Regions from separate parts of the Homo sapiens genome. Here region 2 is linked to region 1. A link is a contact called in ENCODE Hi-C data. All regions are on one chromosome and are shown on one strand. The core of a region is the stretch at or near the end of the contact, and the rest is flanking DNA. Distances in the headings are between cores, read along the strand shown. Region 1 holds the start of ZNF845 (zinc finger protein 845). Region 2 holds the start of ZNF701 (zinc finger protein 701).

The links. Hi-C counts contacts between places; a loop is a spot of excess contacts on that map. Pooled maps may share reads with other maps.
Region 2: a loop to region 1 is called in a map of B cell, with 38 times the contacts of the local background. The contact joins the promoter of ZNF701 here to the promoter of ZNF845 in region 1. A Hi-C loop is called at or near these places in 1 of 168 maps with a recorded cell type or tissue (B cell), 1 of 37 single-sample maps with no recorded cell type and 8 of 50 pooled maps.

What each region holds. Positions count from the first base shown.
Region 1 is chr19:53,332,499-53,336,167 of GRCh38, forward strand. ZNF845 (zinc finger protein 845) reads left to right here and starts at 1,251. Exons shown (of 4, transcript NM_138374.3): 1 at 1,251-1,294. RefSeq lists enhancers at 367-1,231, 1,330-1,379, 1,650-1,739 and a silencer at 1,040-1,259.
Region 2 is chr19:52,568,604-52,571,892 of GRCh38, forward strand. ZNF701 (zinc finger protein 701) reads left to right here and starts at 1,684. Exons shown (of 4, transcript NM_018260.3): 1 at 1,684-1,727. It also overlaps a transcript of ZNF808 not described here. RefSeq lists enhancers at 284-893, 1,703-1,952, 2,113-2,721.

The DNA of each region.
Region 1 (3,669 bases), core at 1-2,500:
CAGTACCCGTATCTCGGTAGGAAATTAAATATTTCAAACATCAAATAATTCCAATGTAAATGTATGGATCTTTAAATAATTCTGAGCCTTGAAAGGAATGTGGTCATGCAAGCTGAGTCCAGTGGTATGCAGGCGCAACTTCTAAGAGTTTTCCTGGCCAGACGCGGTGGCTAACGCCTGTAATCCCAACACTTTGGGAGTCCGAAGCAGGTGGATCACTTGACGTCAGGAGTTCGAATCCAGCCTGGCCAACGTTGTGAAACCCAGTCTCTACTAAAAATACAAAACTATTAGCCAGGCTTGGTGGCGCGCGTCTGTAATCCCAGCTAGTTGGCAGGCTGAGGCAAGAGAACTACTTTAACCCGGGAGGTGAAGGTTGCAGTGAGCCGAGATCTCGCCACTGCACTCCAGCCTGGGTGACAGAGAAATACTCTGTCTCAAAAAAGAAAAGAAAAGAAAAGAAAAATCTAAATATAAAAATGAAAGTAATAGATCTCTTCCACAAATGTGCTGGGACAACTAACTGGATATCCACGTGAAAATGAATAATGTTGGATCCCTAACTCACAAAATCAAAAATTTTATTTAAAGAAATTTTAAAAAAGGAGAGAGAGAGAGACGAGGAAGGGAGCGCTGCCGGAGGAGGTGTTACTTTGTCGCCCAGGCTAACTTGGACCCCCCCCCCGGCTCAGCGATCCTCCTGCCACTGCTTCCTGAGTAGCTGGGACCTCAGGCTTTCGCCCCGCGCCCGCATCTCTGCTGTGTTTAAGCAGTAGGTGGTGACCTCACTCCTCCCTGGCCTGAGCACTCCGTCCCGCATCCCAGGGGGAGGCCCTAGGGAAATCTCTGAAGCTGAGGACAGGGTGGACTCTCCTTTCCCAGTGAATGGAGAATAGAAAGGGAGAGGATTTCTATTCTGTTCTGTGGGCCGTCAGCATGAAATCGTATGTTCCACCCAGGCAGGGCTTTGCATTTCACATTCTAGTTTGCATCCCCGTTTCAGACAATTCCAGGGCTTTTGAATCATGCCTCAGCCTTCCTGTCCGGTCTCGCCTCCAAAGCTCGAAAACAAGAGGCGCTGGGAGCGAGGTTGAGAGACGCACGGGTCCCACCCCGGCCCCGCCTTCTGCCAATTCTAAAGGGGAAGGTCTCTCCGCTTCGCGCCCCGCCCCTACCTCGCTCAGGCCCCGCCTACCTCCCCGCGGGTCCCGCCCAGGCCTGGCTTCTGTCCTGCGCGCGCAGATTCGCGCAAACCCGGAAGCGGATCGCATGGAGTGATGGTCCCACCGCAGCGGTGAGTTTTGCTCTGTGTTGTGTTAAGTCTGCGCTTCCCAAGTCCCCGGCGCTTCTGTACCTGGGACGTGGGGTCCCCATAGACCTGGAAATTCTCACCCGTGTTCCTTCACCTAGAGCAAATTTAGACGTCCTCGTCAGAGTCCAGGGGTCGCTTCCTTTTGGGTTTAAAGTCGCCCTGAGGATGGTCCCTTCCCGAATCTTTCTGCTATAGGGCAATGTATACACTTCCCATCGCGTAGTTTCCCTGCTCAAAACCTTTTTCTGACTCCTCCCGACCCGCACTTTTTAAAGTCCTTACCGCGAGGCGGATTCCCGCCCTTGGCGCCTCCCAGTCTTGTCTTAAGGCGCCGTCGCCCCCCACCTCCCTCCTCGTTCCAGGCCCTTATGCTCCCCAGGTCTCCCCACCGCAGTCACCGCTTACCCTGAGCCCGCGTTGGGGAGGTGCCCGGGGCTGTCCTATGACACCGGGTGTTCTTGCCTGCCCTGCACCAGCCCCTGGAAAATGCGCTCCTCCGGGATGCAGGCGTCTTACTCCAAAGCCCTCCTGTGATTGTGTTGGCCAAAGGGATCAGGAGACTGAGAGAGAGAGCAGTAGAAAACCTGAGACAGAGAAAAGAAGAATGAGAAAGACCATAACAGATGGCAAAGTAGAGGATGAGTGAGGGATTTGCCAAGAGAGAGCAAAAATGAAAAAAACAAAACAAAACAAAAAACAGCAGGAGGAGCAGATCCCAGGGAAAAAGAAAACAAGAGCTAGAGAGAGAAGGGGAGAATGAGAGATATGTACAGAATTAGGGAGGGAAGCACAGTAATGAAGAAAGGGGGGCTGGGCGCAGTGGCTCACGCCTGTAATCCTAGCACTTTAGGAGACTGGGGCAGAGGGATTGCTTGAGTCCAGGAGTTCAAGACCGGCCTGGGCAAAATAGTGAGACCCCCCCCCCCATCTCTGTCAAAAAAAAAAAAAATTTAACTGGGCGTGATGGTGCACACCTGTAATCCCAGCTGCTCTGGAGGCTGAGGCAGGAGGATCACTTGAGCCCAGGAGGTCCAGGCTGCAGTGAGCAGAGATCATGCCACTGCACTCCAGCCTGGTCAACAGAGCAGAGCCTGTCTCAAAAGATTAAAAGGGGTGGGGGACTTTGGGTTCAGATGAGTGGGTGAGTTCATTGGATATGATTAGTTGTGATATGTTGACTTCTGTTTATATAATCTAATAACTTAGAACTTGTTTAAATTATACAGATGATATTGAGAATTTTAAAATTCCTATCTATAAGACACATACATTCTGTAAATCTTGGCATTAGAGGTCAGCTTCCACTTGGAATCCCTATTCAGCCAGAGGGTAGTGACTTAATTCAATTGTGAGAGCCTCTCTTCCCTCTTCCCATGGTGAGGTAGGAAATGGGGCAGTGAAGTGGGAGAAAAAAATCACTTTCTGTTATTATGTAATAATTTTAATTTAATTAATTAATTTATAGTTTGAGACAGGGTCTGGCTCTGTCGCCCAGGCTGGGGTGCAGTGGTGTGATCTCCTCTAACTGCAGCCTCGACCTCCTAGGCTCAAGCGATCCTCTTACCTCAGCCTCCTGAGTAGCTGGGACCACAGGCGTGAGCCACCAAGTCCGGCTAGGTTTTGTATTTTTTTTTTGTAGAAATGGGGTTTCACTGTTTCCCAGGCTGGTCTCAATTCTGGCCTCAAAGGATCGTCCTGCCTTGGCCTCCCAAATTACTGGGATTACAGGTGGAATTACAGAGAGGAGCCACCGTGCCTGGCCTACATAGTCGTTTTTTGTTTTTTGTTTTTGTTTTTGTTTTTGTTTTTTTGAGATGGAATCTCACTCTTGTCCAGGATGGAGTGCAATGGCACAATCTCGGCTCGCTGCAATTTCCGCTTCCCAGGTTCAGACTGATTCTACTGCCTCAGCCTCCCAAGTAGCTGGGATTACAGGCATGAGCCACTGCATCCAGCTAATTTTGTGTTTTTAGTAGAGACGGGGTTTCTCCATGTTGGTCAGGCTGGTCTCAAACTCCCAACCTCAGATGATCCACCCGCCTTGGCCCCCCAAATGCTGGGATTACAGGCATGAGCCACCACGCCTGGCCCATAGTACTTTTTAAAAGGGACATCAGGGCGTAGTGGCTCATGCCTGTAATCCCAGCACTTTGGGAGGCGGAGGCAGGTGGATCACAAGGATCACAAGGTCAGGAATTCAAGACCAGCGTGACCAACATGGTGAAATCCCATTGCTCCTAAAAATTCAAAAATTAGTTGGGCATGGTGGCATGCACCTCTAATTCCAGCTACTTAGGAGGCTGAGGCAGGAGAATCACTTGAACCCAGGAGGCGGAGGTTGCAGTGAGCCAAGATTG
Region 2 (3,289 bases), core at 434-2,933, 760 kb before region 1:
GGTTCTGGGAAAGCTTCTCTGTATTTCCTTGTGTGTGTGAAATGTTAATGTCTCTACTTGGGAACGCTGACCCCATTCATTTGGAGTTGAGGTTTCCAGGTGGCTATTCTCATGCTTTGTGTCCAAATAAACTCTATAATTAATAATGTATTCTAAATTTCATTATTTACTGCTGACATCAGTTTCTGTTGGATTGTAGGAGCCTCACCAGAGAGGGCACCTGTCCGCCATGCTGTAAAACTCACACTTGCCAAAAATACATGGGTTAGGGTTTCTCCCCCTCCCTCAGGATGATGCTAGTTAGCTGACACAGATGGTCACCTCCATTACCAAGTAGAGCCAGGATGAATTATGTGTGACCAAGGGTGTTGTCAAGTCCTCTTCCCTGAGGACTGATCAGTGTTTATCTTGAAAACATGTATTTGGGTTGTATAGAACAGTGAAGTTTCTTTCTCTCTTTTCAACCTCTCAACTGTCCTCTATTTCCCATCACATGCTGGTCTAAGGCCTATTTATTAATAAAATAGTTTTTATTTCTTTCTCTGTTATCGTCGTGAAGATGATTTCTCATTTAGGGGAAGATTTTTTTAGTTTTCAATTGTATTTTCTCAACATTTAAGAGCGAAGTGAAGAGTATTTCTTGGGCCAGGCACAGTGGTTCACGCCTGTAATCCCAGCATTTCAGGAGGCCGAGGCAGGCGGATCACTTGAAGTCAGGAGTTCGAGACCAGCCTGGCCAACATGGTGAAACCCCGTCTCTACCCAAAATACAAAAATTAGCCGGGCATGGTGGCCTGTGCCTGTAATGCCAGCTATTCCGGAGGCTGAGGCAGGAGAATCGCTTCAACCCAGGAGGCAGAGGCTGCAGTGAGCCGAGATGTCACCACTGCACTCCAGCCTGAGCGACAGAGAAATACTCCGTCTTAAAAAAAAAAAGAAAAGAAAAAAAAGAAAGTAATAGATCTCTTCCACAAATGTGCTGGGACAATTAACTGGATATCCACATGGAAAAGAATAATGTTGTATCCCTATCTCACACAATCAAAATTTTATTTTAAAAATTAAAAGAGACGATGAGGGGAGCCCTGCGGGAGGGTGTGTTACTTTGTCGCCCAGGCTGGCCTGGACCCCCAGGCTCAGTGATCCTCCCGCCTCTGGCCCTCAGGCTCCCGCCCACCTGGCCGCATTCCTGCTATGTTTAAGCAGTAGGTGGTGACTTCACTCCTCCCTGGCCTGAACACTCCGTCGCGCATCCCAGGCGGAGGCCCTAGGGAAGTCTCTGAAGCTGAGCACAGGGTGGACTCTCCCTCCTGAGTGAATGGAGAATAGAAAGGGAGAGGATTTCTGTTCTGTTCTGTGGGCCGTCAGCATGAAATTGTACGTTCCGCCCAGGCAGGGCTTTGCATTTTACATTCTTGTTTGCATCCCCGTTCCAGACAATTCCAGGGCTTTCGAATCGTGCTTCAGCCTTCCTGACCGCTCTCGCCTCCAAAGCCCGAAAAATAGAGTCGCTGGGAGCGAGGCTGAGAGACGCACAGGTCCCGCCCCGGCCCCGCCCTCTGCCGGTTCTAAAGGGCAAGGTCTCTCCGCCTGGGGCCCCGCCTCTACCTCGATCAGGCCCCGCCCACCTTCTCGTTGGCTCCACCCAGGCCTGGCTTTAGTCCTGTGCGCACACATCCGCGCAGACCAGGAAGCGGATCCCGTGGAGTGAAGGTCGCACCGCGGCGGTGAGTTTTGCTCTGTGTTGTATTAAGTCTGCACTCCCCATATCCCCGGCACTTCCGTACCTGGGACGTGGGGTCACCACAGACCTGTAAATTCTCGCCCATCTTCCTTCAACCAGAGCAAATGCAGACGTTCCCCTGGGAATCCGGAAGTCGCTTCCTTTTGTGTTTAAAGTCGCCCTGAGGCTGTTCCCGTCTCCAGTCTTTCTGCTACAGGGCGCTGTATACACTTCCTATCGCGTAGTTTCTGTGCTCAAAACCGTTTTTTAACTCCTCCCTCCCCGCGCTTTTCAAAGTCCTCACCCGAGATGTGTATTTCCGCCTGGGCGCCTCCCAGTCTCAACCTTTAGGCGCCTGAAGCGCAAACGTCGCGATCCCAGTCTCAGGGAGGCCGAGTTCTCTGCCTGGTGCTGGGATCTTGTGGACCCCACCGAAGGCGTCGTCGCACCCCACCTCCCGCCTCATGCTGGGCCTTGCTGCACCCCAAGTCTCCCCTTAGCAGTCACCACTTTCCTTGAGCCAGCGTTGGGGAGGTGCCAGGGGCCAGTCCTGTGACACGGTGTGTTCTTGCCTGCCTAGCTCCAACCCCTGAAAAATGAGCCTCTCTGGGATGCAGGCGTCTTACTTCAAACCCTCCTGTGATTGTGTGGGCTAAAGAGATCAGGAGACAGAGAGTAGTAGAAAACCTGAGACAGAGAAAAGAAGAATGAGAAAGACCCATAACAGATGGCAAAGTAGAGGATGGGTGAGGGATTTGCCAAGAGACAGCAAAAGTGAAAAAAAAAAGATAAGAAAGCAGGAGGAGAAAAGCAACTGGAGAAATGTAGAGAAAAGCTAGATGTACAGAGAGATGAAGGACAGACAGCAAGGTAGAGAGGGGCAGCAAAGAGGGAGGCTCATCAGAGTGAGAGAGAGAGAGAGAGAGAGGAGGAATTTGGAGCCAGGGCAGACAGAGCAGAGTGGTGCTGGTGGCAAGGAGAACAGAGGGAGAACCACAGCAGGGAGGACGCCTGGGGATCTGGGGTGCTAGAGAGTGGGGACGGGGGGTAAAACAGAGAAGAGAGAATTTAACAGGGAGAGCGGCAGAGATGCAGAGATGGGATAAGAGGCGGAAATATATGGAGATTGAGGACGATCGAAGAATTGGGGAGAAGGAGCAACAAGAGATTAAATAAGACGTGAGGATGGAGCCCAGGTAATTTTTGTATTTTTAGTAGAGACGGGGTTTCACCATGTTGGCCAGGCTGGTCTCGAACTCCTGACCTCAGGTGATCCACCCGCCTCGACCTCCCAAAGTGTTGGAATTACAGGCGTGAGCCACCGCACCTGGCCACCCAAGCATTCTTGATTGAAAAAGTTTGCTTATGTCTTAGTTCTACAGCTGACCCTCTTTCCCTGCTTTTTGTTTGTTTGTTTGCTTGTTTGTTTTGAGATGCACTTTCGCTCTTGTTGCCCAGGCTGGAGTGCAATGGTGTGATCTTGGGTCACCGCAACCCTTTTTGGTTTTTTTTTTGAGACGGAGTTTCGCTCTTGTTGCCCGTGCTGGAGTGCAATGGTGCGATCTC